Regions from separate parts of the Homo sapiens genome. Here region 1 is linked to region 2. A link is a loop called in an ENCODE intact Hi-C map of the cell type or tissue named here. Cell type or tissue: HCT116. All regions are shown on one strand. Links, peaks and the distances in the headings refer to the core of each region. The heading gives the core; the rest is flanking DNA. Region 1 overlaps AMD1 (adenosylmethionine decarboxylase 1). Region 2 overlaps CDK19 (cyclin dependent kinase 19).

Evidence for each region. A loop is a pair of places that touch in the nucleus more often than their neighbours do. Peaks named below come from ENCODE experiments on the same cell type or tissue, not always from the same donor. Only the 100,000 strongest peaks of a DNase experiment are listed, where the experiment ranks them.
Region 1: a loop joins it to region 2, with 3 times the contacts of the local background. A loop is called at or near these places in 6 of 110 quality-filtered maps.

What each region holds. Positions count from the first base shown.
Region 1 is chr6:110,876,292-110,890,707 of GRCh38, reverse strand. AMD1 (adenosylmethionine decarboxylase 1) reads right to left here. Exons shown (of 9, transcript NM_001634.6): 2 at 3,117-3,203; 3 at 1,725-1,851; 4 at 352-454. Among named protein-coding and RNA genes, the nearest start is that of AMD1, 8.7 kb to the right of the region's middle. RefSeq lists an enhancer at 14,071-14,416. In HCT116, for the core only: a CTCF peak has its summit at 11,359 (motif pointing right); no DNase peak of the experiment used is centred there; H3K4me3 peaks cover 206 bases.
Region 2 is chr6:110,694,266-110,710,810 of GRCh38, reverse strand. The region is part of intron 2 of CDK19 (cyclin dependent kinase 19); the gene reads left to right. It also overlaps the pseudogene RPS20P18. Among named protein-coding and RNA genes, the nearest start is that of CDK19, 110 kb to the left of the region's middle. In HCT116, for the core only: no CTCF peak of the experiment used is centred there; DNase peaks (open chromatin) are centred at 9,644 and 10,020; H3K4me3 peaks cover 801 bases; H3K27ac peaks cover 1,750 bases.

The DNA of each region.
Region 1 (14,416 bases), core at 9,692-13,691, 180 kb before region 2:
AGACCGGCCTGGGCAATATGGCAAAACCTTGTCTTTACTAAAAATTAAAAAAAAATTAGCCAGGTGGGGTGGCAAACATCTGTAGCCCCAGCTACTTGGGAGGCTAAGGTGGGAGGATCACTTAAGCCTGGGATGTTGAGGCTGCAGTGAGCTGTGATCACACCACTGCACCAGCATGGGTGACAGAATGAGACCCCTGTCTAAAACAAACCAAAAAACCCACAAGAAAAGCAAGTATTAGTGTGTGTAGAATGCTATATATGCATAAGTATGCTCTCATATAGAAAGATCTCTGAGGTTGCACTTTCTATCTTTAAGAAGACAACAGGTTTATATTTTATTTAAACTTACTTGGGAAAATTGCATTAAGAAACTCTATTTCTTCCTGGAAATTCCGGTGTGGGTACCCTTGGTGAGAAGGCTTCATGAAATTCTTACGAGAATAAAAGAAGCTCTTTATTAAAAAAGAAAAGAAAGAAAAAAAAAGATGACTTTAGATGTAGAATTCTATCACTTTTCGAAGCTAATCAACTATTGTCCACATATCAAAAACTCGGCAAAATCAAAACTCAAATATTTTAGCTTGGCATGGTAGCATATGCCTGTAGTCTCGCTATTAGGAGGCAGGAGGATCACTTGGCCCAGGAGTCCAGCCTGGGCAACATACTGAGGCCCCATCTCTCTCTCTCTCTCTTTTTTTTAAAAAGCCCAGTCTAGTGATGATGGGTCATAACAACTATTAACACCAAGTATATTCCTTTCTAGAACAGTAGTTTCTAAACTGAGCTTATTAATAGTCATATAAGCAAAAATTTGGGGGGAATAACATATTAGTTTTAAGCATCGGTTAAGCACACATTGCTTTAGATTTCTTACAAGGATCAATTCATAACAACAAAAACTGTATTGAGTACTAATGACAATCCATCCTTTCCTTATGAAGTTAAAGATTAAAATTCAGGCCGGGTGCAGTGGCTCACGCCTGCAATCCCAGCACTTTAGGAGACTGAGGTGGGTGGAACACCTGAGGTCAGGAGTTAAGAGACCAGCCTGGCCAACATGGTGAAACACCGTCTCTACTAAAAATACAAAAAAAATTAGCCAGGCATGGTGGTGGGCACCTGTGATCCCAGCTACTTGGGAGGCTGAGGCAGGAGAATCACTTGAACCTGGGAGGTGCAGATTGCAGTGAGCTGAGATCGTGCTATTGCATTCCAGCCTGGGAAACAAGAGCGAAACTCCATCTCAAAAAAATAAAAAATAAATAAAATGTAACAACTGCTAATCAGAAAATTATACCCTAGGTAAAAACACCTTAGTTCTTGAAAAGTATAAGAATTTAACTCAATACTGACTGTTGCTCTTCATCCTAACTCTTCATTATAAAGACTGGACAATTTCAGTAACGACATTTTTCTTGCTTTTCCTTCTTTTCTTACCATTTCTCTATTATTATAAGTAGCCATGTTAAGAAATTAACTACTGGAAGTGTCTGGCTTCTTCATTTCTTTCTCCCATTTGAATTTCATCCTAACTCATTCTCTGCTTCCTATTTTCTGCTGTTCTTGAGAATCAGATCTCTTCCTAAGGTATGAACACCTTACCACGTGTTTGCATGCATTGTAACAAAGGCAGTAAGTATATAAATTTATTTACTTCGCATATTACAGGATAAGAACGCTAACATTTATGCCTGAAAAATATTTAAATGTTTGCTTACTTACTTGAATTGAGTCAAACCCACTGTAATCCCTAGCAAGCTTCAACAGGGGAACCAGTGCTTTCAGCAAGAGGGTGGTACCACATGTCTTCAAAATGAAACGTCTCTTGGAGACAAACATGCTACTCTCACTGCAGTTGAAAAAAGTCACAATATTATAACAATACTAATGTACTACTGAGGGTGCAATCAACCAATTTAATTATCATTTACAATTTTGGCTAGTACTTTTAAATATTAGGATCTCAAGGAAGCAAGTAACACATTATTCTTTTCCTTTTCTAGTATACAAAACATCCCCAGGGCTTGGCACATGGTAAGCATTTTGATAAACATTCGTATATTCATAATATAAACTTAGTTTAAAAAAAAAAAAGAGAGAGGCCAGGCACAGTGGCTCACACCTGTAATCCCAGCACTTTAGGCGGCCGAGGTGGATCACCACGTCAGGAGTTCAAGACCAGCCTGGCCAAGATGATGAAACCCCGTCTCTACTAAAAATACAAAAATTAGCCGGGCACAGTGGCAGGCGCCTGTAATACCAGCTACTTGGGAGGCTGAGGCAAGAAAATCGCTTGAACCTGGGCGGCAGAGGTTGCAGTGAGAGGAGATTGCGCCAATGCACTCCAGCCTGGACAGACTGAGACTCCGCCTCAGAAAAAAAAAGGGGGGGAGGGGCTGTTTAGTCCAGTATCCCCCAGCAAGGCCCATCACAATATATACTATAAGCATTAAAAGTATTTATGGAATAAATTAACTCTGCAACTACAAAAAAGGTGATGAGCTTTTATATACCAATTAGACAACTGTATTTGTATAGAGAAGCTAACTTTCCCTTTGCCTGAACTTCTAATTAAGAGGTCCTTCTTTACCAATTGGGAGGAAAAGACGGCAAACACCTTGAACTGTCCGGTGAGGCTTCAAAACCTATGTCCTAGAAACATCCACGTTACACTAAATGTTTCCTTTTATACCATATTTTTAAGAATAATGTAAAAAAAAGGCTGGGCGCGGTGGCTCACGTGTATAATCCCAGCACTTTGGGAGGCCGAGGTGGATGGATCACCTGAGGTCAGGAGTTCAAGACCAGCCTGGCCAACATGGTGAAACCCCGTCTCTACTAAAAATACAAAAATTAGCCGGGCATGATGGAAGGTGCCTGTAATCCCAGCTCCTCAGGAGGCTTAGGCCGGAGAATTGCTTGAACCAAGGAGGCGGAGGTTGCAGTGAGCTGACATGGCGCCATTGCACTCCAGCCTGGGTGACTGAAACTCCGTCTCAAAAAAACAAAACAAAACAAAAAAACCCCCAGAACTACAACTGAGAGGAACTTAACTGTTTCACATTATGATTAGGACTGAAATTAGCTACCTAACACTTGTTTTACAGGACTTACCTGAGTACATAAGCTTCCTGCTTGTCAGTTTTTGTCACACTTATGATTGAACATTGCACATCCTTCAAAAGTATGTCCCACTCAGATCTATCATTTAACAAAAAAGTTACGATTAATCCACAATAGTACCCACCTACTCATAAAAATTACAAAGCTCACACTTTTTCTCATGAAGACCACATTTTTAATTAATATTGTACACCAACTTTTAGTTTCTTTCAAAATAATCTATATTGACACACCCAGATAAATGATAGGTATATTATGCTATATATGAAACAAAAATTGGTCATTATACTATGTATTTACAAATTACTTAAAGAAAAATAGGCAAAAAAATGTTCAAAGGTCCATAAACCAAGGTAAACCATTAACTAATCAATGATTACAGAAATTCAATGGGATACTTTGTCTATAAAATGTGCAGATTTTTAACCTTAAGAAACACTTAAAAAAAAAGAAGAGCATAATTTTACCAATCTAATTGGCATAGAAATTTAAAAGCCTGTCTGTCGGGACACAGTGAGTGATGTTACTCTTATAGCACTCACAAAAAACTGGAATGACTGCCAATTACAAGCATACCTAGAAGATTTTGGGAATACTACGCAGCTCTCCAAATGCAATGAGAAAGCCCGTTTAACAGGAAATGTGCAGTACAAGCAACCATAGCAATGAAGGTCATATGGACATGAAGAAACTAGTCTTAATTTGCCTGAGAATAGAATTAGGAAAGTGTTCATTCTTTCATTAGTGTGCCCATTATAAAAAGACAATGTAATTCCATGGAACAGCTTAACATGACAGATATTATTTTTTGAGACAGGGTCTCACTCTGTCGCCCAGGTTGAAGTGCAGTGGTGCAATCACAGCTCACTTCGGCCTTGACCTCCCAGGCTCAAGCAATTCTCTTGCCTTAGTCTCTCAGGTAGCTAGAACCACAGGCATGTGCCACCATGCCCAGCTGTTTGCCAGAAATATTTTTTAGGCCAGGCGTGGTGGTTCACGCCTGTAATCCCAGCACTTTGGGAGGCCAAGGCGGTGGATCACTTGAGGTCAGGAGTTTGAGACCAGCCTGACCAACATGGTGAAACCCTGTTTCTACTAAAAATACAAAAATTAGCCGGGCGTGGTGGCAGGTGCTTATAATCTCAGCTACTCAGGAGGCTGAGGCTGAGGCAGGAGAATCGCCTGTAATCCTAGCACTTTGGGATTGGGATGGCTTAAGCTCAGGAGTTTGAGACCAGGCTGGGCGATAGAGTAATACCCTGGTCTTTAAAAAAAGAAGAAAAATTTTTAAGCCTTATGATATCTGACAGGCCATTGCTCTACACTCATAAAAATGGCAAATCTTTTTTTTTTTTTTTTTGAGACTGAGTCTTGCTCTGTCACCCAGGCTGGAGTCCAGTGGCATGATCTCTGCTCACTGCAACCTCCACCTCCCAAGCAGCTGGGATTACAGGCACGTGCCACCACACCTGGCTAATTTTTGTATTTTTAGTGGCGACAGGGTTTCACCATGTTGGCCAGGCTGGTCTCATACTACTGACCTCAGGTGATCCGCCTGCCTCGGCCTCCCAAAGTGCTGGGATTACAGGCATGAGCCACCGTGCCCAGCCGGCAAATCTTTTGTTAACCAGATAAGACCTTTTGAGCGAAATCCAACAGCAAAATGTTTTTATTCGTTTGTATTAAAAAGCAAACACAACACCAAACATGCCTGGTAGAATTTTGTGCCTGTCTCACCATTTTGCTACAAGAAACTGTTACTGACCCATCTGCGTACCAATACCCATCCAAAAATCTTTAATGTGAAAGGCTTGCTAATGATTACAGAGCTGAGTTCCTGTATTAGACTATAACATGACTAAGCAACTTTTTTAAAAGAGCTACTAAAAAGTTTTAAGGTTCTTTAAAAAGGGTGCTAACAATTTGTTCATATATGGAAAGAATACATATGTGGGATATATACTGTGACAACCCTTGAAATTACCCCTGGCTTGTGTGGTGGCACACGCCTGTAATCCCAGCTACTCGGGAGGCTGAGACAGAAGAATCACTTGAACCCTGAAGGTGGAGGTTGCAGTGAGCTGAGATCTTGCCACTGCATACCAGCCTGGGCAACAGAGGGAGACTCCGTCTCAAAAACAAACAAACAAAACAAAAACAACAAAAACTTGGCCAGGCACAATGGCTCATGCCTGTAATCCCACCACTTTGGGCAGCCGAGGCGCATGGATCACCTGAGGTCAGGAGTTTGAGACCAGCCTGGCCAACATGGTGAAACCCCATCTCTACTAAAAACACAAAAAATTAGCTGGGCGTAGTGGTGGGCGTCTATAATCCCAGCTACTCTGGAGGCTGAGGCAGGAGACTGAATGCGGGAGATGGAGATTGCAGTGAGCCGAGATCGCACCACTGCATTCCAGCCTGGGCGACAAAAGTGAATCTCCATCTCAAAAAAATAAACAAACTACTCGTGGGAATGAAATCCTGCTTCACTTGACTAAGATAAATTTACAAAATCCTTGCAAAAATTATCTACTATTAAGACTCCCATTCCTGAATATGAAGGTAAATAAAAATATCCACTATGATTTAAGTATTAGAAACATTACAATTTCAGATTTTTAAAGAGCTTATCTAATTCAGGTCCATCAATAATGCTACCTGCTTAAGTCATCACCTACTGACTTCCCACTATAACTTATTCTTGCACATACTCCTTTTTACCCACTGGACGCACTAACAAATCCCACCCTCCCTTTCTCAGTTATATTCACCATTTCTATTAAGACTTTTAAACACGTTCCATGGCTGAACTAAACAGTGTAACAGTCTTTTCCTTTCTTATTTTTGTTTTCTCTTTTTTTAAAGGCTGTTGTGGCCAGGCACTGTGGTTCAGAGGCCAAGAAGGAAGGATCACGAGACCAGAAGTTCAAGACCAGCCTGGGCAACATAGCAATAGCCAGTCTCTTAAAAAGAAAAAAGGCAGCTGGGAGTGGTGGTGCAGGTCTGTAGTCCCAGCTACTCGGTAGGCTGATGTGGGAAGTTTGCTTGAGCCCAGGAGATGGAGGGTGCAGTGAACCATGATCACACCGCTACACTCCAGCCAGGGTAACAGAGCAAGACCCTCTCTTAAAACAAAGTATTCACCCTTACAACTTGTAGCACAGATACTTTAAAGTCTTGGTCCATGTCACCTTGAGGTTGGTGTCTGCTGTCTTTTCCTTTGAGATGTTAAGATTTTCCTGGTTTTGAGTATGTTGACTAATTTAGGATGGCATCCTGGATATTTTGACATGTTACATCATTCTAGGTCTTGATTTTTAAAAACTTTCAGCAGACAATCTGGTTTGGTTTAGGCTTCAAGTTTTTACTCAATGTTTCTAGGTTGTGTTATGGTTCCAGTGTCAGGTTTGTTATGAACTCCTTTGCTATGTTATTTGCATCTGCCCCACTTATTTGCCACCCAATGGCCAGGCTGGCCCTGGAGAGGCAGTCTATTGTGTATTCTAGTTTTCAAAGCCTCTGATGTGCTGTTTAGGGTCAGATCCATGCAAAATGGCTAAGGAGTGTTCATATAAAACTTTATAGGTTTACTTTCTTCAACCTTCCATAATCTCTCTGACAATGCCTGACTCACATAGGGGATAGGGGAAGGACTCTTCTTCATCCACTACCTATAAAAATAGGGCTTTGGCCGGGCGCAGTGGCTCACGCCTGTAATCCCAGCACTCTGGGAGGCAGGAGGATCACAAGGTCAGGAGATCAAGACCATCCTGGCTAACAAGGTGAAACCCCGTCTCTACTAAAAATAAAAAAAAAAAAAATTAGCTGGGCATGGTGGCGGGCACCTGTAGTCCCAGCTACTTGGGTGGCTGCGGCGGGAGAATGGCATGAACCCGGAAGGCGGAGCTTGCAGTGAGCCGAGATCGTGTCACTGCACTCCAGCCCTGGCTACAGAGCAAGACTCTGTCTCAAAAACAAACAACAAACAAAAAATGATTCCCTTCTCTCGTTGTTTTAGACATCTGCCTAACTGCCACAGCTGCTAAAGGCCTACAAGAGGATTGGGGCAGAATAGAACAAAACAAAAGCAAAAAAGAGATTTCTTCCACTCTGATTCAAAGGGGCCTCTCATTCTTTCTTTGCAGAGGAGAACTAGAGAGCCTTTCTTGGAACTATTTTTGCCTGCCCCTACTTTTCAGTTCTGGGTTTCTGGCAAGCCCAGGAGAAATCAGCGAGGAGATACCACAGGGGAAAAAAAACAGGAAATTCACTGCTGGTTCAGTGGAATTTAAAGTTCTGGCTTTCTTCTCCATTTCACCTGCTAAAATTTACTTCTCAGAGTCCTTGGATAGCTGCTCAACAATGCATTCTGTCCAGGGTTTATTAATTGCATTTTAATAAGAGAAGACAGTGTAGCATGCTTCTTCTGTAATGGCAGAGAAATAACCTTTTGTTTTCTGAGCCAGTCTCACTGTCACCCAGGCTGGAGAACAATGGCACAATCACAGCTCACTGCAGCCTTGGCCTCCCATGCTCAAAGAGATCCTCCCACCTCAGCCTCCCAAGTAGCTGGGACCACAGGGCATGTATCACTACACCTTACTAATATATTTTTAATTGTTTTGTAGAGATGAGGTCTCCCTATGTTGCCCAGGTTGGTCTCAAACTCCTGGGCTAATGAGATCCTCCCATCTCAGCTTCCCAAAGTGCTAGGATTATAGGCACGTGCCAACCCATTGGCTTCAAAATGCTCTTATACTCACTCATCATCAGTTAATAAAATTCTCCATTCAAACCTTTCCTCAACTAATAGTAATGCTCCGGTAATCAGAATTTTTCAATCATAGTATCAAAAGAAAGCAATTACTTTAAGCAACCTAGGACAAACAGTTAAACTGTCTATCAACCTAGTGATGATAAAGGCATTTACCAGAGCTACTAAGCTCAAGAAAAATAAATCAGAGGGCAAAATAGACGAAAGAAAAAAGTAGTCAATACAATGCTATACATGTACATAAAAGAGGTGAAAAACTCTGCAACAGCTGAAAATTTCAGCACAAATTATTTCTATCACATTTCTGTGGGAAAAAATGGCCTGCTTTTGTAAATAAAGCTCTACTGGAACCTAGCCACACCCATTCATTTATACATTGACTATGGTTATTTTCTCCCTATAAGGGCAGAGCTGAGTAATTGCAACAGACTGTCTGCCTTGCAAAATTTAAAATTTACTCCCTAGTCCTTTACAGAAAGTTTGCTGACTCTTGTTTTGGAGGAAAGGTTTTCAGTGGTCTGCTTTCTGATCAAATTAATGATGGAAAAGACAAAGTGCTTTATACAGTCGACAGAGCCATTTTTAAAATTAGGTTGCAGTGAGCCAAGATCGTGCCACTGCACACCAGCCTGGGCGACAGAGTGAGACTGTGTGTCAAAAATAGAAAAGATAGTATTAAGCTAGAATGTTTTATCAGGCTCAGTAGTGATAGTGGTCTTGTCTCTGCTTCACTCCCAAGTACACTACAAACTGAGACTTTGAAGCACTAGTCTATTATAAACTATTTATAAAACTGATCTATTTGGCAATCCTTGCTATTTAAAGAGTCAATAAATCAAATTGATGGATATAAAGCAGAATCAAGAGAAGCAAGATAGCAAGATGATTTTGGGATTTGTTCACATTACAGCTCACGTAATACTGATCTAGTCATTAGAAATTATTATAAAGCTATTCAAGCACACAATTTTTTTTTTTTTTGAGATGCAGTCTTGTTCTGTCACCTAGGCTGGAGTGCAGTGGTATGCTATCAGCTCACTGCAAACTCCGCCTCCCAGGTTCAAGCAAGTCTCCTGCCCCAGCCTCCCGAGTAGTTGGGACTGATTACAGGCATCTGCCACCATGTCAGGCTAATTTTTTTTTTGTATTTTTAGTAGAGAAGGTGTTTCACCATGCTGGCCAGGCTGGTCTCGAACTCCTGACCTCAAGCAATCCACCCGCCTCGGCCTCCCAAAGTGCTGGGATTTGGGATTACAGGCATGCACCACCATGCCTGGCCCGAAGCACACAATTCTTAGGTGGTTATAAAACACAAAGAAATATGTAGATTGAGTATTTCCTGATTTGAATTCCTTTTTCTCATCTTAAATGCCACCTCTCTGATCTAACTCAGTGGTTCTCAACTTGTAGTAATTTTGCCACCCAGAAGACATGTGGCAACATTTGGAGACATTTTTTATCACAACTGGGGTGGTGGTGGTGTTGCCAGCATGCAGTGGATAGAGGCCAGGGACACTGCTACACACGGTATAATTAACAGGATAGTCATTGACAACAGTGAATTATCTGAATCAAAATGTCAAGAATGCTGAGGTTGAGATACCCTAATTTCACTTAAAGACTAGATACTAAAATATTAAATATAATCAGAGATCATGATAAATGATCCCAAAGAAAAATAGATGTTCTATATTAATAACAGCACACAAATTGTATGTCTGAAAAACAACACTTTAGTGGCATGCCACATTTTATATTTAAAACATTTTCTTAGAGGCTGAGGTCTAATAAAAATAGAATTTAGAAATGTCTACAGGGACAAGATAATTATATTATAACAAGACTTCTCTATGTCGCCTGATTAAATGCATTTTGGGAGCCCGAGGCAGGCGGATCACTTGAGGTCAGGAGTTCAAGACCAGCCTGACCAACATAGCGAAACCCGCCTCTAGTAAAAATACCAAAATTAGCCAGGTGTGGTGGCGCAGGCTTGTAGTCCCAGCTACTCGTGAGGCTGAGGCAGGAGAATCACTTGAACCCAGGAGGCGGAGGCTACAGTGCACCAAAAATCACACCACTGCACTTCAGCCTGGGAGACAGAGCAAGACAAGCGTGTCTCAAAAAAAGAAGTAAATGACTGAGCTCAACTATCTTGAACAAGAGTCCCAAGCCTACATAACAGGGAAAAACATCGCTTCCACAAATAGTGCTGGGAAAAAATGGATGTCCACATGCAAACAAAATTAAGTTGGACTTTTACCTTACATCATAAACAAAAATTAACTCAAAATGGATCAACAACCTAAACATTAACAGCGAATAAAACTCCTAGAAGAATACATAGGGTAAATGCTTCAGGGCATTACATTTGGCAATGATTTCTTGGATATGACATACAATAAAATCAAAAACAGACAAATGGAACTTGAAAACCTAAAATGTAAACATTTCTATACATCAAAAGAAACGAGTGAAAAGACAACCTACAGAATAAAATACTTGCAAGTCACCTCATAAGGGGTCAATATCCAAAGCAAAAGACACACCTACACACAACTCAACAAAAAGTGATTAAAAAATGGACAAAGGGACCAGGGGCGATGGCTCAATCACTTGAAGTCAGGAGTTCAAGACCAGCCTAGCCAACATGGCGAAACCCTGTCTTTTACTAAAAATACAAAAATTAGCCAGGCATCGTGGTGCATACCTGTAGTACCCACTATTAGGGAGGCTGAGGCAGGAGAATCATTTGAACCTGGGAGGCGGAGGTTGCAGTGAGCTGAGATGGCACCACTGCACTCGAACCTGGGTGACTGAGACTGTCCAAAAAAAAAAAAGACCAAGAACTTAAATACAGAAGGATCCCATTAGTGCAGGGTTATGCTCTAATCACCTGAAAACTCAATACATAGATGCTATTCCCATACCCAGTTAGGTCAGACACTTTCTGAGGATGATGCCTGCAAATTTTTATTTGAAAAGCTTCCAGGTCATTAGATTACTCATTACTTCCTAATGTAAAACCAGCTGGTTTCAGAGTTCAGGTAATTTATCCAAAGTCACTGCAGCTTCTCAATTCTGCTCTTACCTCATATTTTTAGGTCTGTTTTAGAGGCTCTCATTACAGTACATTCATCAGGGTGCCTCTACCCCAGGTAGTAAGCAGTCTTTAGGTAAAAGGCATCCTAAAACCAGATCATTCTTGAGTAAAGCTAGACTGACCAGAAGTTAGATTCTGAGGGTGCCTTCCTGCGGCAGTGAATTCAGATAACCTGAGAAATAAGCCTCCTCCCTTTTGTTCAAAGATATGAACCTATTATCATCACATTATTGTTTCTCTATCTCAAATTTTTACCCCAAATCGGGATACTCCTCTCAGTTTTCTGCTACTTTCAACATGTGCTTCTTAAAGATACATGGTTTGTAAACAACAGTTGAAATATTTTCGTTGTTGTTGAGAGGGTTTCACTCTGCCACCAGATGGAGCGCACTGGTGCAATCTCATTTCGCTGCAGCCTCGATCCCCCAATGGCTCAAAAAAATCCTCCCACCTCAGCTTCCCGAGTGGCTGGGATGCAGACACGCACCAGGATGGACCAGCACGCACAGATAATTTTTCAATTTTTTTTGTAGAGTCAGGATTTCACTATGTTGCCCAGACTGGGCTCTCAAACTCCTTGGTCTCTCAGAGTGCTGGGATTAGACATGAGCCACCAAGCCCAGCCATGAAACCTTTTTGAAACTGCTGGGAGGAATGTAACGAGAAGCTTTATTCTTTAGCAGGAAGCATTTCTACTCTGAAACATTACACTAAAAGGTTTTTTGGCAACGGGTTGTAAATTCCTTCAATGTAAATTATTGATATTGCAATAATGCTGCATAATGATGTAGTCAAATAAGTCATGAGTTTGGGGAAAGTTAAGCTGAGGTATGACTATCTTTACAACTGCCCCAATCCTTTACTAAAAATTATGTTTTAGTTTATAAAATCTGAGTAAAGCACAGTAATAGGATTTCCAGTCCTGAAAAATCATTCTTTTCTCAGCAAAATTTTCTATTTTCTAACAGATTTCCTTCTTACTACTCTCACCCTCCCTAAAGCTGCCATGTCTTATAAAAAGCTTTTGTTTGTTACAGCACTTTGATCCAACAACTAAACCATTTTTTAAATGGTCACTGATTTTTATTCAACATCCGTAAAATCTGAAAAATCAGAGAAAACTGCAGGTTACCCCTAAGAAACCGCCTCTCCCTTAATTGTCCTTTATTCATCTGGATATACCTGGACTGCTGCTTTTCTCCAACAGTATTGTTTAACCCAAGCTATATCATAAAAGATTTTTCTTTGTTAAATTTCTCAGTATTACATAATTTGTTCACTTAAGATAAAATATCTTAAATGGTCTACAAGAGGGAAGCAGTGTTTAGTAAAAAGGTGTACATTCAGAAAAGATTCCAAGCATTAAAGCTTGGACTGATGAGCCAAGTTTGTTTAAAGTGTATTCCCTCACACCACACACAAAATCAATTCCAGATGGATTGCAGATCTAAATATGAAAGGTAAATATCGTGTAGGAGAAAAAAATATTTCAGACTTTGGGATGAGAAAACCGAGGGAAGTATGTTGTTTCCCAGAAGAATGCGTGAAAAAAGTTGGATATTTTCTCCCTTGAATTATACAGAACACTCCAGTGAAATCATCTGGGCCTAGATGATTGACTGATTCAAGTTATTTAGGTGTTCTAGGACTGTTTTGGGTTCTCCATTTCTTCTTGCATTAGTTTTGGAAAGCTATTTTTCCAGGATTTTTTTCTCCCTCATATCCTTATCTTGTTATCCTTGTCTTTAGCATCAATACTAATGCTCTCTTTGGACATTTAAGCCTTTCATTCTCTTAATCGTTTTTATGTCCCTATGTTTATTATGCTTTATAAACAGATTTGTTTAATTCCATCTGTTCATCTTTTAACCTACTTTTAGTTTATTCACATCTTAATAGAGCCCAGGAGGTCAAGGCTGCAGTGAGCCATGATCCTGCCACTGCACTCCAGCCTGGGCTATAGAGGGATCCTGTCTTTAAAGTGTTAAAGATAACAGTTTACGTACTACATATAACATATTAACTTATTTATTCTTCACAACTTCCATGAGCTATGTACCATTATTGTCTCCATTTTACAGATGAGGAAACAGCTCACACAGCTATTAAATGCTGTTTGAATTCAAATCTTGTTATTCCAGAGGCTATGCACTTAATCACGTCATTTGAGTAAAACATGTCACGCTTTATTCTTCTAGATGACCGATTATCCTTCCCTGGGGTCTCTGGGGCTGGCCCCATGTCCCCACCGACCGGACTCCGTCCATGATACTCTCTTTGCTAGGCTGTTGATTTTAGGTGATTCAAGGAACACCTACTATTTCAGGCTTTTTTAAACATCCTGGTAAATAACCTAACCACTTGAGTGGTCACTGAAAAATGTTCCAACGAAGGTTATCACGGGACCTTAGTTAAATCAACATATTTTTCAGTTCTTGCTTAACTTGCTTTATCTACAACAGTTACAATGTGGCAGTGTACTACCAATAGTTGTTCAATGAATGTTACATGTCCACAAAATGGATGGCACTAAATCATCTACACAAGGGAATATTTTGTCCTTCAAAGTTTAACTTTGGCCATGATTTTAAAAGCCACACTGGAGCAGTAAAACAATTTGGGCTGATTAAAGTACAAAGTAAAAAGGGTTCTTAAACATTTAAAGAAAGCAGGCTGCTTTGTAAAAAGCCTCTTCCTCCTCTCTCCACTTTGACTCAGGAAGCTCTAAACAGCCAAACCGCCAAGAACTTGGGGAGAACAAAATCTTCTTCCCTTTATTAAGAACATGTACTTACTATTATTTAAGGGCTCAAACATTTAAAAAGCCAAAGTGACAACTTCTGTTATTCGTTTTCTAGGACTGTTCTTACCCAAGATTTTCTAGGTTCTTGCCAAGATTTTCTAGGTTAATTATCCTGATCACAATCGTTTTACCAAACGTCTATCACAAATACCATCTTTCTCATCTGTGAAATGAAGGAAATACTAAGCTTCTCCATGACCAAAGTCCGCTTCCTATAATCTCACGTGAGCCTGGCACGTAGTAAGCGCTATAGACATTTTAAGTGTCACACGAAGCTTGAAAAAAATGAGACGTGTGACATTTTAGCTATGACTAGTATTTTTTTCTACAATGGAATCGTTCAAGATACACTGCTAGAAACCGGGTTTCCCGTCGTGCCTTAAAGTCTCGGTAGCACGTGTCTGCCTGGATTCCCTTTTCCAGTTGCTTTTTGTCAAGGGACAGCTCCAAGAACAGCTAACACTCCTAAAACGCCCATTGGTCCACACCCTGGGGCCAGGCTCTGAGTGCGGCCCAGGAGCCCATTGGTCGCCGCCTCTCAATGAAGCTGGCCACGCCAGTTACTCCGCTGCACCGCCACCCTAGCCGCACTCGTGCGCAGAGGAGCCAGG
Region 2 (16,545 bases), core at 7,658-11,657:
AATTCATATGTTGATATCTTAGCCTTCAAGATGATGATATTAGGAGGTGAAGCCTTTGGGAGATGATTAAGTCACTACAGCTTCACACTCATGAATGAGATTGGTGCCGTTATAAACAGGACCACAGAAAGACCCTTTCCCATTCCACCATGTGAGGTTACAGTGAGAAGATGGCAGTCTCTGAGGAAGTGGCCCTCACCAGACAGCAAATCTCCTGGTGCCTTGATCTTGGACTTCCTGATCTACAGAAATGTGAGAAATAAATTTCTTTTGTTTATAAGCTAACCGTTCTATGGTAATTTGCCATAGCAGCCCAAACAGACTGAGACAAAGGGTATTATTATATTTCCATTTAGGCTTGCTATGTCTTTTGACTGATGATCCCAGGTTCTTTCATAGTTGTTTCTGTGTTTGGCTCCTGATCCTTTAGACAAGTCAGCCAATTCTGGCAGTGATAGAACATAATGGTTTCAGAGCCTCTCCCACATAAGACAAAAATGACTCCCCGGTGAGTTGCTGAAGAGCCAGAACAGATCTTCTCTCACATGAGTCTTGACACTTCGACAAAGCATGAAGTGAAGGCTCATATAACAAAACTGTGTTTGGTTGAGTTGGCTTCAAGATTAGTTTGTTATAAATGACTACTTTTCTATTGCTTTTACTTTTTCTTGTCATGAGCCGCCTTTCTTCTTAAATGGTGTTTAGTACTTTGCATTGTTATGTGTGATCTACCAGTTATATACCATACTTTCAATTCTGTATATATTTTATTGACTGAAAAGAGGGAGTTTGAGTATGAAATTATAATTGATACTATAGTCTTTTTTGTGATGATAAATTTCTAAAGTCAAACCTATTTATTAGCTTGGGAAAATAATACATAGTGATATTCAGATGTGTCACTAACACATAGATGATTTGTGTATAAGAAGTTTTATTTTAATTTTATTAGGTTAGATTCTACCCTTGTATATATATTTTGATGGTGTGTAAACATTTCAAGAATACTACAGCTTCTTAAAGTAGGGTTTCTAGCATGATTGTGAATTAGAATTACATTAGAATTTCTATTTTTTAGTCTTTATTCATTCTGTAATTACATGTGGGTTGTTATTTATTATCTTGCAAATGTAAATGGAAAATACATTTTTCCTTTCTACCTCAAAGAAATTGCATTTCCATGACTAAAGATCCTGTAGAAAGTCTATTTGCTATTTACATAATAAATTTGTAACAGTTTGCTATTTCTTGCTTATTACATTGTGACCCTTAACTAAGGCAAACCTTTCTTTTTTTTTTTTTTTAATTATACTTTAAGTTCTGGAGTACATGTGTAGAATGTGCAGGTTTGTTACATAGGTATACATGTGCCATGGTGATTTGCTGCACCCATCAACTCGTCATCTACATTAGGTATTTCTCCTAATGCCATCCCTCCCCCAGCCCTCCACCCCTCGATAGGTGTTATTTCTGAGGCTTCTATTCTGTTCCATTCATCTGTATATCACACTCTGTTGAACAGGAGTGATGAGAGAGGGCATCCTTGCCTTGTGCCGGTTTTCAAAGGGAATGCTTCCAGTTTTCAGTATGATACTGGCTGTGGGTTTTTATAAATAGCTCTTATTATTTTGAGATACCATCAATACCTATTATTTTGAGGTTCCATCAATACCTAGTTTATTGAGGTTTTTAGTATGAAGGCCTTTTCTGCATCTATTGAGATAATAATGTGGTTTTTGTCATTGGTTCTGTTTATGTGATAGATTACATTTATTGATTTGCGTATGTTGAACCAGCCTTGCATCCCAAGGATGAAGCCGACTTGATCATGGTAGATAAGCTTTGGATAAGCTTTTTGATGTGCTGCTGGATTCGGTTAGGCAAACCTTTTCTAGGTGCTTATTTCTTAAGCAGATTTCAAATGGAAAAGTAAAGAGAGCCAGTTGAGATATCAAGTTGTTACTTAAAACCATTTGAAATGCCTATAAGCTTTAAAAGCTTTTACTTCTTAGTCCAAGGTGGTGAGTCATCTTTCACCCTCTTACCAGTTTTTTGCTGAAACACCCAAATGATAGAATGCAGAAGAATTTACATCACCCTTGCAAAATTAAAAAAAGTTTTCACTCACAGTGTCATGTTGAAGAGCTTTGGTAGAAAACAGTAAAGTAAGAGTAGAGGGAAGTTACACATCAGCCTGCCCATTGTTAGCCAGCACACTTGAGGGAAACTTGCTTAGAGGTTGGTCGGAGAGCCTGCCCTTCCATACAAACCTAGTAACATATGCAGGCTGGGAGCTGGGGCTGGAAACAAGAGTAGGAACAATGATGTCTGCAGGTAAAATCTCTGTAGGTAAAATCTCTATTCTCCTAGCCTAGGTGGAGCTATAGGGGGAGGGAACCAGCTCTCCAGTGCACATCCTATGTGCTGCAGCTGCAGGGTTAGCAGAAATCACTGTGGAGGGTGGCCTTCAGGAGTAGGATAGAGAGGGGCTCCAATATCAGGCTGAAGTGGGAGGCCATGCCCCAAGATTCAACAGTGATCTGCATGGTCTGGAACAGTGTGGACCAGCACCGTTGAATAGAACCCTTGGCAATGAGGGAAAGTATCTGTACTGTCCAGTGTGGTAGTCACTAGTCACAAGGGCTTTTGAACACTTGAAATGTAGCTAGAAACTGAATCAGTACCAAAAGCCTGAAAAGAGCGCTTTCCTCTTTTGGGTATTTTTATCTTAAGGAGTTAATCATGCAGATGTACACACTATTCATTATAGCATTGTTTATAATATTAAAAAACATACTATAATATTAGAGTAACATAAACATACTATTTATTTATTTTTGAGTCATAGTCTCACCGTGTCGCCCAGGCTGGAGTGCAGTGGCATGATCTCGTCTCACTGCAGCCTCTGCCTCCCGGGTTCAAGAGATTCACCTGCCTCAGCCTCCCAAGTAGCTGGGACTACAGGTGCCTGCCACCATGTCCAGCTAATTTTTGTATTTTTAGTAGACATGGGGTTTCACCATGTTGGCCAAGCTGCTCTCAAACTCCTGACCTCAGGTGATTTCACCTGCCTCAGCTTCCCAAAGTGTTGGGATTACAGGCATGAGCTGCTGCGCCTGGCTGAAATATACTATTTAAAGCAATTTCATACCCTGGCAGTGGAGTACTATGCAGCTGTTAAAACTGCTGTTGTAGATAGGTATTTGTTGACAGAAAAGTTGTTTACAATATGCTAAGTGAAAAAGGGCTGGTTACAAAACTATGTGGTTAGTGTGTTCCCATTTTTTAGTGAAAATATTGTATGTTTGTGTGCATATACAGATAGATGATATGATCTGTATCCTGGTAAAACACATCTTTGGATACAGGTATCCAGGTATCCAAAGATGTGTTTTAATGCCTGTTCTGCCATTTATTGGCTGTGTACTTAGCCTTTCAGCCTTCTCAGTTTTTTTGTTTTGTTTTGTTTGTTTTTGAGACAGAGGCTCCCTCTGTCACTCAGGCTGGAGTGCAGTGGTAAGATCTTGGCTCACTGTAGCCTCTGCCTTCCGGGTTCCAGTGGTTCTCTTGCCTCAACCTCCCAGGTAGCTGAGATTACAGGCATGTGTGACTACGCCTGGCTAATTTTTGTATTTTTAGTAGAGATGGGGTTTCACCATCGTCTCTACTAAAAGATTGTCATTGTTTGGCCAGGCTGGTCTCAAACTCCTGACCTCAGGTGATCGGCCTGCCTCAGCCTCCCAAAGTGCTAGGATTACAGGTGTGAGCCACCGTGCCCGGCTGCCTTCTCAGTTTTTTTTTTTTTTTTTTTAACTGTAAAAGAGAGATGTAAAAATAATGTCTTCTGGCCAGAACTGCCATCTTCCACTTTGCCAAATTGACAAAGGGAAAGAGGAGTAGCACTGCTATATTTTCTTTAAAAATATAGCCTTTTAGAAAACGTGGAGTTATTCCTTTGGCCACATACATGTGAATCTACAAGAAAGGTGATATTGTAGACATCAAGGGTATGGGTACTATTCAAAAATTTCAAACAGGAGTGTCCCACAATGTTACTCTGGCAAAACTGGAAGAGTCTATCAACAGTGTTACCCAGTGGGCCAGGCGCGGTGGCTCACGCTTGTAATCCCAGCACTTTGGGAGGCCGAGGCAGGTGGATCACAAGGTCAGGAGATCAAGACCATCCTGGCTAACATGGTGAAACCCTGTCTCCACTAAAAATAGAAAAATCAGCTGGGCGTGGTGGCAGGCGCCTGTAATCCCAGCTACTTAGGAGGCTGAGGCAGGAGAATGGCATGAACCTGGGAGGCGGAGCTTGCAGTGAGCTGAGATCACGCCACTGCACTCCAGCATGGGCGACAGAGCCAGACTCTGTCTCAAAAAAAAAAAAACAAACAAAAAAAAAACAACAGTGTTACCCAGCATGCTGTTGACATTGTTGTAAACAACAGGTTGGCTGGGCATGCACGGTGGCTCACTTCTGTAATCCTAGCACTTTGAGAGGCTGAGGCAGGTGGATCACCTGAGGTCAGGAGTTTGAGAGCAGCCTGGCCAACATGGTGAAACCCCTTCTCTCCTAAAAATACAAAAATTAGCTGGGTGTGGTGGTGGGCGCCTGTAATCCCAGCTACTCGGGAGGCTGACACAGAAGAATCACATCAACCCAGGAGGCAGAGGCTGCAGTAAGCAGAGATCACGCCATTGCACTCCAGCCTGGGCGACAGCAAGACTCCGTCTCAAAAACAAACAAACAAACAAGAAAACAAAACAGGTTAAGGTCCAGATTTTTTTTATTATTATTATTTTTATTTTTTATTATACTTTAAGTTCTGGGATACATGTGTAGAACGTGCAGGTTTATTACATAGGTATACATGTGCCATGGTGGTTTGCTGCACCCATCAACCCATCATCTACATCTGGTATTTCTCCTAATGCTATCCCTGCTCCCTACCCCTGACAAGCCCCAGTGTGTGATGTTCCCCTCCCTGTGGCTATATGTTCTCATTGTTCAACTCTCACTTATGAGTGGGAACATGTGGCATTTGGTTTCTGTTCCTGTGTTAATTTGCTGAGATATTTCTCTTAATACTGAAATTGTTATCTGTTTCCGCTTCTGGGAGGAAGGTAATCTTTCTTGGTTTTCATAACAATATCCTCTCCTGAGAGAAGGATGCTTCGCTTCTGTGAACGTACCTTCGGAGTCTGTGTAATCCTGTGCCTTAAATAGCTCTTTTTCAGACGCTTATAATGTTTTTATTTTCCAAAAGAGCTCTCTCCTGAATGCCCTTCCCATTTGCTCCCTTACAATGCTTCTGGGCAATCTCTTCTCTATGTTTATGACTCCCAAGTTCTTTACCTGCAGTTGAGCACTCTCTCCTGAGCTTCAGATCCAGATAACCAGGATCACTAACTGTATGCCCCATGAACATCTTGAGCTCATCACATCTGATACTAAAATCTACATTTCTGGCCAGGCGCAGTGGCTCACGCCTGTAATCCCAGCACTTACGGAGGCCGAGGCAGGTGGATCACCTGAGGTTGGGAGTTTGAGACCAGCCTGACCAACATGGAGAAACCCCGTCTCTACTAAAAATACAAAATTAGCCGGGCGTGGTGGCGCATGCCTGTAATCCCAGGTATTCGGGAGGCTGAGGCAGGAGAATTGCTTGAACCTGGTAGGCAGAGGCTGCGGTGAGCTGAGATTGTGCCATTGCTCCAGCCTGGGTGACAAGAGTGAAACTCCATCTCCAAAAAAAAAAAAAAAACTACATTTCTTCACACCTTAAACCTGTAATGCTTTTCCTTATCTCTAAATTGTACCACCATCTTTTTGGTTGCTTGTACCATCCTGGGTCATTTTCCCTCAGCCTATCAATTACTAAATCCTATTCACTCTTTCTTGCCCTCTTTTTATCTAACCCCTCCTTTCTATTTTTATTGCCATTGCCCATGCCAGGTCCTATTCTCCCTCCCTCCATCTCCCTCTCATTGCTTCCAGAATTAGCCTTGGCCTATGATCCCACAGTCCTGGGGCACGTGTAGATTACCTGAATCTATATAGTTGTAGAACACATGCCCTGAACAACTTTTGACTTCTGGGTTATATGAGAACTTAAAAAGATAACTAAAAAGATTTGTTGATATTGACTGCATTCATAACATGGAATGACTTTACACTTTACCAAATAGTTAATATAAGTGTATGTAAAAATAGGTTATGTATAAAAAAGATAAATAATACAAGAGATCATTTGCTGACTTCCAAATGAGTGGTATAGATAATCCCCATAGGGATTTGGAAGAGTGAGAGATCATTAAGAGTAATGGATTTAATGAATGGAAAGGAACAAAGGAAGTAAAAAGCAGACAAGGGTTGGTGGGGAGGAGGGGTGGAGAGTTGGATAAAAGGGAGAAAAAGATAATGTAAGGTAAGTAGTAAAGATACATGACATTGGGGTTCATGAAATTAAAAAAAGATAGGGCTTCCCAAGGCTGCTCTGACTGCAAAATACACAGTACATGGTTTGGTTGCTGTGTTAATGAAAATAAAGTCTTTTGATTTCATACTCCACTAGTCCTTTAATTTTACTTAATTATTGACTGAACTATGTTCCCAATCCTGGCTAGTCATTTTGGAGTTATCTGTCTTGACCAAACAGGAGATTGGGCAATAGATTGTGTTGTAATCAGAACAAACACATCCTTTGACACCAAAAACAACAACTTAAAATGCATGCCCTGATTATTGTTGTATGTATATTTGAACTATGTGGTCTTCTGTCAATATTCTGGAATTTTCAGATAGCCTAGCATTTTAAAAATTTATTATTTTGGTGACCTCTTCATAGGTAAACACTCTAACTTTAATTTCAAGCTTATCTATTCCAAAGACATGAATGTGTATAATTTATAATGTGGGACTATTCTAAATATATGTATATAGGTTCATTTTTAATTTTTATTTTTTAGAAACAGGGTCTTGCTCTGTCAATGAGGCTAGAGTGCAGTGGTGTGATCATAGCTCACTGCAGCCTTGAACTTCTGGGTTCAAGCAATCCTCCCACTTCAGCCTCCCGAGTTGCTGGGACTACAGGTGCATGCCACCATACCTGGCTAATTTAAAATTTTTTTGTAGAGACAAGGTCTCCCTGTGTTGTCAAGGCTGGTTTTTAATGCCTGGGCTCAAGTAGTCCTCCTTATTTGGCCTGGTAAAGTGCTGGGACTAGATGTGTGAACCACTGTGCCTGGCAGGTTCATTTTTTCAGTTTCATTCAAATCAGTGTATGTTGTATAGCTGTCCTTTTAGAGTTTTGCCTCTGAATTTTCAGAAATTATGTATTTTCTCCATTATCATTTCAATTAATAGTATTTTTTGAAATTGGTCATACTAAGAATTGACATATAAAAACTCCATTTAACATAAAATCATTCTTGGTTTTGAAATATTAATTATAACATAATTAATATATTTCCCTAAGCACCCTATTCAAAGTACTGCTAACATAATATCTTAGAGCAGTGGTTTTCAAACTTTGAGTCAGCTTGCCTATTCTTGGTCTGGCTCTTTCTTGCTCATAATCTATGATGTGCACTGGTGTTTTCAATTATTTTCTATTTTAGTCCAGTTCAGGTTATTTCACTTGCCGGGGGTAGGGTGGGGGAAATGCTGGTTTCAACTGAATAGATGGATTTCATGATTCACTAATGGGTCATAAGATGCAGTTTGAAAAACAATACCTTAGAGTAGACTTTTACAAAAAATAATTTGAAAAATACAGAGCAACATAAAGTAGCAAACCAAATTTGATTCACCAGTTAACTCCTGTTGACATTTCAGAAATAGAAATATATGCATAATAAGAATTCAAACAATATCACAATTGCTATTTGTTATATTAATACAGAAAGATACAAAATGAAAAATGTTAAACCTTTGTCTTCTTTAACACCTGGTCATTCTGCACAAAAGTAGCTAGTAAAAATGGCTTCTTATAATGACGTTTTTTGTGCATGTACCATTACATATGTATCTTTTAAAAATACCAAAGAGATAGATATATATATTCTTTTCCATCTTTATCACTTAATATTATGTCTTAGTGATCTTTCCATATCGACAATACAGATCTTATTTTTTTAACCCCCAAGTCAAAGGTCATTTTTTAAATTTATTTTTATTTTTGGTCAGAGTCTTTCTCTGTCTCCCAGGCTAAAGTGCAGTGATGCGATCATGGCTCACTGCAGCCTCAAACTCCTGGGCCCAAGCAATCTTCCCATTTTAGCCTCTCAAGTTAACTAGGACTACAGGTACATGCCAACACACTTGGCTAATATTTTTAATTTTAATTTTTTTTTTTGGTAGAGCTGGGGTTTTACTATGTTGCCCGGGCTGCAGTGCAGTGGCACAGTCACAACTCTGTAGCCTCAACCACCCAGGCTCAAGCAGTTGTCCAGCCTCAGCCTCCTGAGTAGCTAAGACTACAGGTATGAGCAACCATGCCCAGCTAATTAATTTTTTATATTTTGTAGAGATGAGGTCTCACTATGTTGTCCAGTCTGGTCTCAAAATCCTGGGCTCAAGCAATCCTCCTACCTTTGCCTCCCAAAGTGCTGGAATTACAGGCATGAGCCACCTGGCCTCTTATTTATTTTTATTTTTATTTTTTTGAGACAGAATCTTGCTCAGTCACCCAGGCTGGAGTATAGTAGAACAATCTCGGCTCACTGCAACCTCCACCTGCCGGGTTCAAGTGATTCTTCTGCCTCAGCCTCCCGAGTAGCTGGGACTACAGGTGTGTGCCACCATGCCTGGCTACTTTTTGTATTTTTAGTAGAGATGAGGTTTCACTGTGTTAGCCAAGCTGGTCTCGAACTCCTGACCTTGTGATCCACCTGCCCCGGCCTCCCAAAGTGCTGGGATTACAGGCGTGAGCCACCGTGCCTGGCCCATCCACCTGGCCTCTTATTGCATTCTTTTTTAATGGCTATATAATATTCCACTGTAGGGATGGACTTTAATTTCTTCAACCAGTTCCTTATTGATGCTGTCTGGATGCTCTTAAGCTTTAAAATTTTTCCCAATCTGATCAGTGAAAAATATGTCTCCATTGCTTCAATTTGCATTCTTCAGTTGAGATAGTCATATTGTTAGATAATTTTTGACTATTTTAATTTATATTTATTTTTGTGAAATGTCTGTTCGTATTCTCTGCGCATTGGACTCTGAAGGGTTTTCTATTTTTCTTTTTTTTTTTTTGAGACAGAGTCTTGCTCTGTTGCCCAGGCTGGAGTGCAGTGGTGCAATCTCGGCTCACTGCAGCCTCTGCTTCCCGGGTTCACGCCATTCTCCTGCCTCAGTTTCCCAAGTAGCTATAACTACTGGCGCCCGCCACCATGCTCGGCTAATTTTTTTTTTTTTTTTGTATTTTTAGTAGAGATGGGGTTTCACTGTGTTAGCCAGGATGGTCTCAATCTCCTGACCTCGTGATCTGCCCACTTTGGCCTCCCAAAGTGCTGGGATTACAGGCTTGAGCCACCACGCCCGGCTCCATTTTTCTTTTTCTTTTTTCTTTAACAACTGGTAATTAATTAATTAATTTTTTTTGAGATGGAGTCTCGCTCTGTCACCCAGGCTAGAGTGCAGTGGCACGATCTCGGCTCACTGCAACCTCCGCCTCTCAGGTTCTAGGAATTCTCCTGCCTCAGCCTCCCGAGTAGCTGGGACTACAGGCGCCTGCCACCACGCCTGGCTAAGTTTTTATTTTTAGTAGAGACGGGGTTTCACCATCTTGGCCAGGCTGGTCTCGAACTCCTGACCTTGTGATCCATCCGCCTTGGCCTCCCAAAGTGCTGGGATTACAGGCATGAGCCACCGCGCCCGGCCAATTAATTTATTAAAATAGTTGACTTAAACATCTGCATTGGTGACTTCAGAATCGATTCCTGGCGCAACACTGATGGAAATAATCTGCTTGACAATCTTGGAAGGACTGTGCAAGTCAGTGAGTCACTTTTGGATTCTCATCTGGAAACCATCCCAGTGCCTTAGAACTTTCACCACAAGGAGTTTTTCTTGTAGTGATTTTCAGAGTCTTGGTAGGCATACAGACTGGTCCTTTTACTTGAGATTTTTAAACTTTTTGCCTGTGATCAAGTCAGCACACACCTTCTCCAGGGGTTTTATTCTAATTCCATGAACCACCACCCCTGGCTCCACAGCTGTTTTTCTGGTATCTTTAAAGGCCATGGATGTGGCACAGCTTCCTTACTGACCTGTTCCTCAGTGAGAGTGAACAGCATTGAGTCATGAGCGGGAGTGGCAGACCAGAGCTCTCCAGCACCTGTGACCACATCTTTCTCAAAAAAAAAAGCTGAATTTTATAAGCTCTATAAGCTAGCAGTCCCCAACCTTTTTGGCACCAGGGACTGGTTTTGTGGAGACAATTTTTTCACATACCGGGGTTCGGGGGATGCTTTCTGGATGATTCAAACACATTACATTTATTATGCACTTTATTTCTATTATTACTACATTGTAACATATAATGAAATAATTATACATCTCACCATAGTGTGTAATCAGTGGGAACTCTGAACTTGTTTTCCTGCAACAAGATGATTCTATCTGGGGGTACTGGGAGACAGTGACAGATCATCAAGCATTAGATTCTCATAAAGAGTGCACAGCCCACATCCCTTGCACATGCAGTTCATAATGGGGTTCGTGGTCCTATGAGAATCTAATGCTGCTGCTTATCTGACAGGAGATAGAGCTCAGGTGGTAATGTGAGCAGTGGGGAGCAGCTGTAAATACAGATGAAGCTTCGCTTACTTACCTGCTGCCCACCTCCTGCTGTGTGGCTTGTTCCTAACAGGCCATGAGCCAGTATGGGTCCATGGCCCAGGGGTTAGGGACCCCTGCTGTAAGTCAGCAAATTAGCCGTCTACTTTCTTATGACTTGATGATTTCCAAACATTTTGTTAGCTTTTTGACTTTGTTCAGGATGTATTTTCTGTACAAGATAGTTCTGTAGTCAAATTTATTGACCCTTTTCTTGTGTATTATATTTTTAATATTTTAAAAATTTGAATAGCTTGTGGGGTACAAGTAGTTTTTGGTTACATGGATGAATTATATAGTGGTGAATTTTGAGATTTTTAGTGCACCTCATACCCGAGTAGTGTACATTATAACCAATATATAGTTCTTTATCTCCTCCCACCCTCCCTTCTTCTGAATCTCCAATATCCATTATAACACTTTGAATACTTTTGTGTATCCATAGCTTAGCTCCCACCATATGGTATTTGGTTTGCCATTCCTGAGTTATTTCACTTAAAATAATGGCCTCCAGCTTCATCCATGCTTTTTTTTTTTTTTTTTGAGACGAAGTCTTACTCTCTTGCCCGAGCTGGAATGAAGTGGCATGATCTTGGCTCACTGCAACCTCCGCCTCCTGTGTTCAAGCAGTTCTCCTGCCTCGGCCTCCCATGTAGCTAGGATTACAGACATGCACCACCACAACCAGCTAATTTTTGTATTTTTAGTAGAGACAGGGTTTCACCATGTTGTCGAGGCTGGTCTTGAACTCCTGACCTCAGGTGATCCACCTGCCTTGGCCTCCCAGAGTGCTGGGATTACAGGTGTGAGCCACTGTGCCCAGCCCCAAGTTTCTGAAAAGACATTATTTCATTCTTTTTTATGACTGAGTAGTATTTCATGGTGTATATATACCACTTTTTTTTTTTTTTTTTGAGACAGGGTCTCACTTTGTCACCCAGGCTGGAGTGCAGTGGCATGAACATGGCTCACTGCAGCCTCGACCTCCTGGGCCCAAGCAATCCTCCCACCTCAACCCCCTAACATACAGGTATGTGCCACTATGCCTGGCTAATTTTTTGTAGAGATGGGGTTTTATCATCTTGCCCAGGTCAGTCCTGAGCTCCGGAAATCTGCCCACCTTGGCTTCCCAAAGTGCGGGGATTTCAGGTGTGAGCCACTGCACCTGGCTATCTACCACATTTTCTTTATCCACTCATTGGTTAATGAGCACTTAGGTTGGTTCCATATCTTTGCAGTTGTGGATTGTGCTGTGATAAACATATGTATGCAGCTGCCTTTGATATAATGACTTCTTTTTCTTTGGGTAGACACCTGGTAGTGGGATTGCTGGATTGAATGGTGGATCTATGCTTAGTTCTTTAAGAATTTTCCATACTGTTTTCCATAGAGGTTGTACTCATTTACATTCCAACCAGCAGTGTTAAGTATTCCCTTTTCACCATATCCACAACAACATCTATTGTTTTTTGGCTTTCTTAATGGCCATTCTTGCAGAAGTAAGGTGGTATCTCATTGTGGTCTTCATTTTCATTTCCCTGATGATTAGTGATGTTGAGCATTTTTTTCATATATTTATTGACCATTTGTATATCTTCTTTTGAGAAATGTCTGTCATTTGCCCACTTTTTGATGGAATTATTTGTTTTTTTTTTCTTGCTGATTTGTTTGAGTTCCTTGTAGATTCTGGATATTAGTCCTTTGTTGGATGCATAGTTTGCAAATATTTTCTCCCATTCTGTGGGTTGTTTACTCGTGATTATTTCTTTTGCTGTGCAGGTACTTGTTAGTTTAATCAGGTCCCATTTGTTTATTTTTGCTTTTTTTACATTTGCTTTTGGGCTTTTAGTCATGAATTCTTTGCCTATTCCAATGTCCAGAAGGGTTTTTTTAAGGTTATCTTCTATAATTTTTATGGTTTCATGCCTTAGAGTTAAGTCTTTGATCCATCTTCAGTTGATTTCTGTATAAGGTAAGAGATGAGGATCCAGTTTCATCTTCTACCTGTGGCTTGTGAATTATCCCAGCACTTTTTGTTGAATAGGGTGTCCTTTCCCCACTTTATATTTTTGTTTGCTTTGTCGAAGATCAGTTGACTGTAAGTATTTGGCTTTATTTCTGGGTTCTCTATTCTGTTCTGTTGGTCTGTGTGCCTATTTTTATGCCAGTACCATGCTGTTCTGGTAACTATAGCCTTGTAGTATAGTTTGAAATTGGGTAATGTGATGCCTCCAGCTTTGTTCTTTTTGCCTAGTCTTGCTTTGGCTATGTGGGCTCTTTTTTCATTCCATATTAATTTTAGGATTGCTTTTTTTTTTTAGTTCTGTGAAGAATGATGACGGTATTTTCATGGGAATTGCATTGAATTTATGGATCGCTTTTGGCAATATGGTCATCTACACAATATTGATTCTACCCACCCATAAGCAGGGGATGTGTTTCCATTTGTTCATGTCATCTATGACTTCTTTCAGCAGTGTTTTGTAGTTTTCCTTGTGGAGAGCTTTCACCTCCTTGGTTAGGTATATTTCTCCCTTGGTTAGCTATATTCCTAAGTATTTTTATTTTATTTTTTTGCAGCTGTTATAAAAGGGGTTGAGTTCTTGCTTTCATTCTCAGCTTGGTCACTGTTGGTGCATAGCAGTGCTACTAATTTGTGTACATTGATCTTGTAATTTGAAACTTTATTGAATTTATTTTTTTATTTTTATTTATATTTATTTAATTTATTTATTTTGAGACAGAGTTTCGCTCTTGTTGCCCGGGCTGGAGTGCAATGGCTCAATCTCAGCTCACTGTAACCTCCGCCTCCCGGGTTCAAGCAATTCTGCCTCAGCCTCCTGAGTAGCTGGGATTATGGGCACCCACCACCATGCCCAGCTTATTGTTTGTATTTTTTTTTTTTTTTTGAGATGGAGTTTCGCTCTGTCACCCAGGCTGAAGTGCAATGGCGTGATCTCAGTTCACTGCAACCTCCACCTCCTGGATTCAAGCAATTCTCCTGCCTCAGCCTCTCGAGTAGCTGGGATTACAGGTGCTCACCACCACACCTGGCTAATTTTTGTATTTTTAGAAGAGACGGGGTTTTGCCATGTTGCCCAGGCTGGTCTCAAACTCCCGGCCTCAAGTGATCCGCCCCACCCTCAGCCTCCCAAAGTGCTGGGATTACAGGCATGAGCCACTGCGCCTGACAATTTTTTGTATCTTTAGTAGAGGCGAGGTTTTGCCATGTTGGCCAGGCTGGTCTCGAAATCCTGGCCTCAGGTGATCCGCCTGCCTCAGCTTCCCAAAGTGCTGGGATTACAGACGTGAGCCACCACACCCGGCCTAGTGAATTTATCAGATCTGGGAGCTTTTTGGATGCATCTTTAGGGTTTTCTAGGTATACAATCATATCAGCAAGCAGCGACACTTTGACCTCCTTTTTACCAATGTGGATGCCCTTTCTTTCTTTCTCTTGTCTGATTGCTCTGGCTAGGACTTCCAATACTGTGTTGAATAGAAGTGGGGAAAGTGGGTATCCTTGTCTTGTTCCAGTTTTCAGTGGAAATGCTTTCAACTTTTCCTCATTCAGTATCATGTTGCCTGTGGGTTTGTCATAGATGCCTTTTATTACCTTAAGCTATGTTCCTTCTATGCTGATTTTGTTGGTGGTTTTAATCCTAAAGGGATACTGGATTTTTTCAAATGCTTTTTCTGCATCTATTGACATGATCATATCATTTTTGTTTTTAACTATGATTATGTGATGTATCACATTTATTGGCTTGCATATGTTAAACCATCCCTGTATCACTGTTATGAACCCACTTGATCATGGTGTATTATCTTTTCGATATGCTGTTAGATTTGGTTAGCTAGTATTTTGTTGAGGATGTTTGCATTTGTGTTCATCAGGAATATTGGTCAGTGGTTTTCTTTTTTCAATATATCCTTTCTTGGTTTTGATATTAGAGTGATATTGGCTTCATAGAATGATTTAGGGACGATTTCCTCTTTGTCTATCTTTTGTAATAGTTTCAGTAAGATTGGTACCAATTCTTCTTTGAATGTCTGATAGAATTCAGCTGTGAATCCATCTGGTCCTGGACTTTTTTTGTTGGTAGTTTTTTTTTTAATTACTATTTTAATCTCAGTACTTGTTATTGGTCTGTTCAGAGTTTCTATTTCTTCCCAAGTTAATCTAGGAGGGTTGTATATTTTCAGGAATTTACCCATATCCTCTAGGTTTTCTACTTTGTGCGCATAAAGGTGTTCATAGTAGCCTTGAATAATCTTTTGTATTTCTGTGGTATCGGTTGTAATATCTCCAGTTTCATTTCTAATTGAGCTTATTTCGATCTTCTCTCTTCTTTTCTTGGTTAATCTTGCTAATGGTCTATCAATTTTGTTTATCTTTTCAAAGAACCAGTTGTTTCATTGATCTATTGTAAATTTTTTTGTTTCAATTTTATTTAGTTCTGTTCTAATCTTTATTTGTTTTCTTCTGCTAACTTTGGGTTTAGTTTGTCCTTGTTTCTCTAGCTCCTTGAGGTGTGACTTTAGGTTGTCAGTTTGTGATTTTTTCAGACATTTTTAGGCATTTAATGCTATGAATGTCCCTTTTAGCAGTGCTTTTTCTGTATCCCAGAGGTTTTGCTAGGTTGTGTCACTATTATCGTTCAGTTGAAAGAATTTTTAAATTTTCATCTTGATTTCATTGTTGACCCAAAGGTCATTCAGGAGCAGATTATTTAATTTCCATGTATTTGTATAGTTTTGAGGCTTCCTTTTGGAATTAATTTCCAATTTCCTTTCTCCTTTCCTTTCTTCTTTCCTTTCCCCTTTCCCCTTTCCCCTTTACCCTTTCTCCTTTCCTTGTCCTACTCTCTGGCTCAGACTGGAGTGCAGTGGCGCCATCTCAGTTCACTGCAACCTCTGTGTCCTGGGTTAAAGTGATTCTTCTGCCTCAGCCTCCTGAGTAGCTAAGATTACAGGCACCTGCCACCATGCTTGGCTAATTTTTCTATTTTTAGTAGAGATGGGGTTTTGCCATGTTGGCCAGGCTAGTCTCGAACTCTTCACCTCAGGTGATCTGCCTGCCTTGGCCTCCCAAAGTGCTGGGATTACAGCCATAAGCCACCATGCCCAGCCAATTTCCAATTTTATTTTACCATGTTCTGAGAGAGTGCTTGATATAATTTCGATTTCCTTAAATTTACTGACACTTTTTTGGGGCCTATCATATGGTCTGTCTTGGAGAATGTTCCATGTGCTAATGAAAAGAACGTATTCTCCGCAGTTGTTGGGTAGAATGTTCTGTAAATATCTGTTAAGTCCATTTGTTCTAGGGTATAGTTAAAGTCCCTTGTTTCTTTGTTGACTTTCTGTCTTGTCTAGTGCTGTCAGTGGAGTATTGAGGTCCCCCACTATTACTGTGTTGCCATCTATCTCATTTCTTAGGTCTAGTAGTAATTTTATAAATTTGGGAGCTCCAGTGTTAGGTGCATATATCTTTAGGATTGTGATACTTTTCTGTTGGACCGATCCTTTTATCATTATATAATGTCCGTCTTTGTCTTTTTAAACTGTTGTTGCTTTAAAGTCTGTGTTGTCTGATATAAGAATAGCTATTCCTGCTGGCTTCTAGTTTCCTTTTGCATGGAAACATAGTTTCCTTTTGCATATCTTTTTCTACTGCTTTACTTTAAGCTTATGTGAGG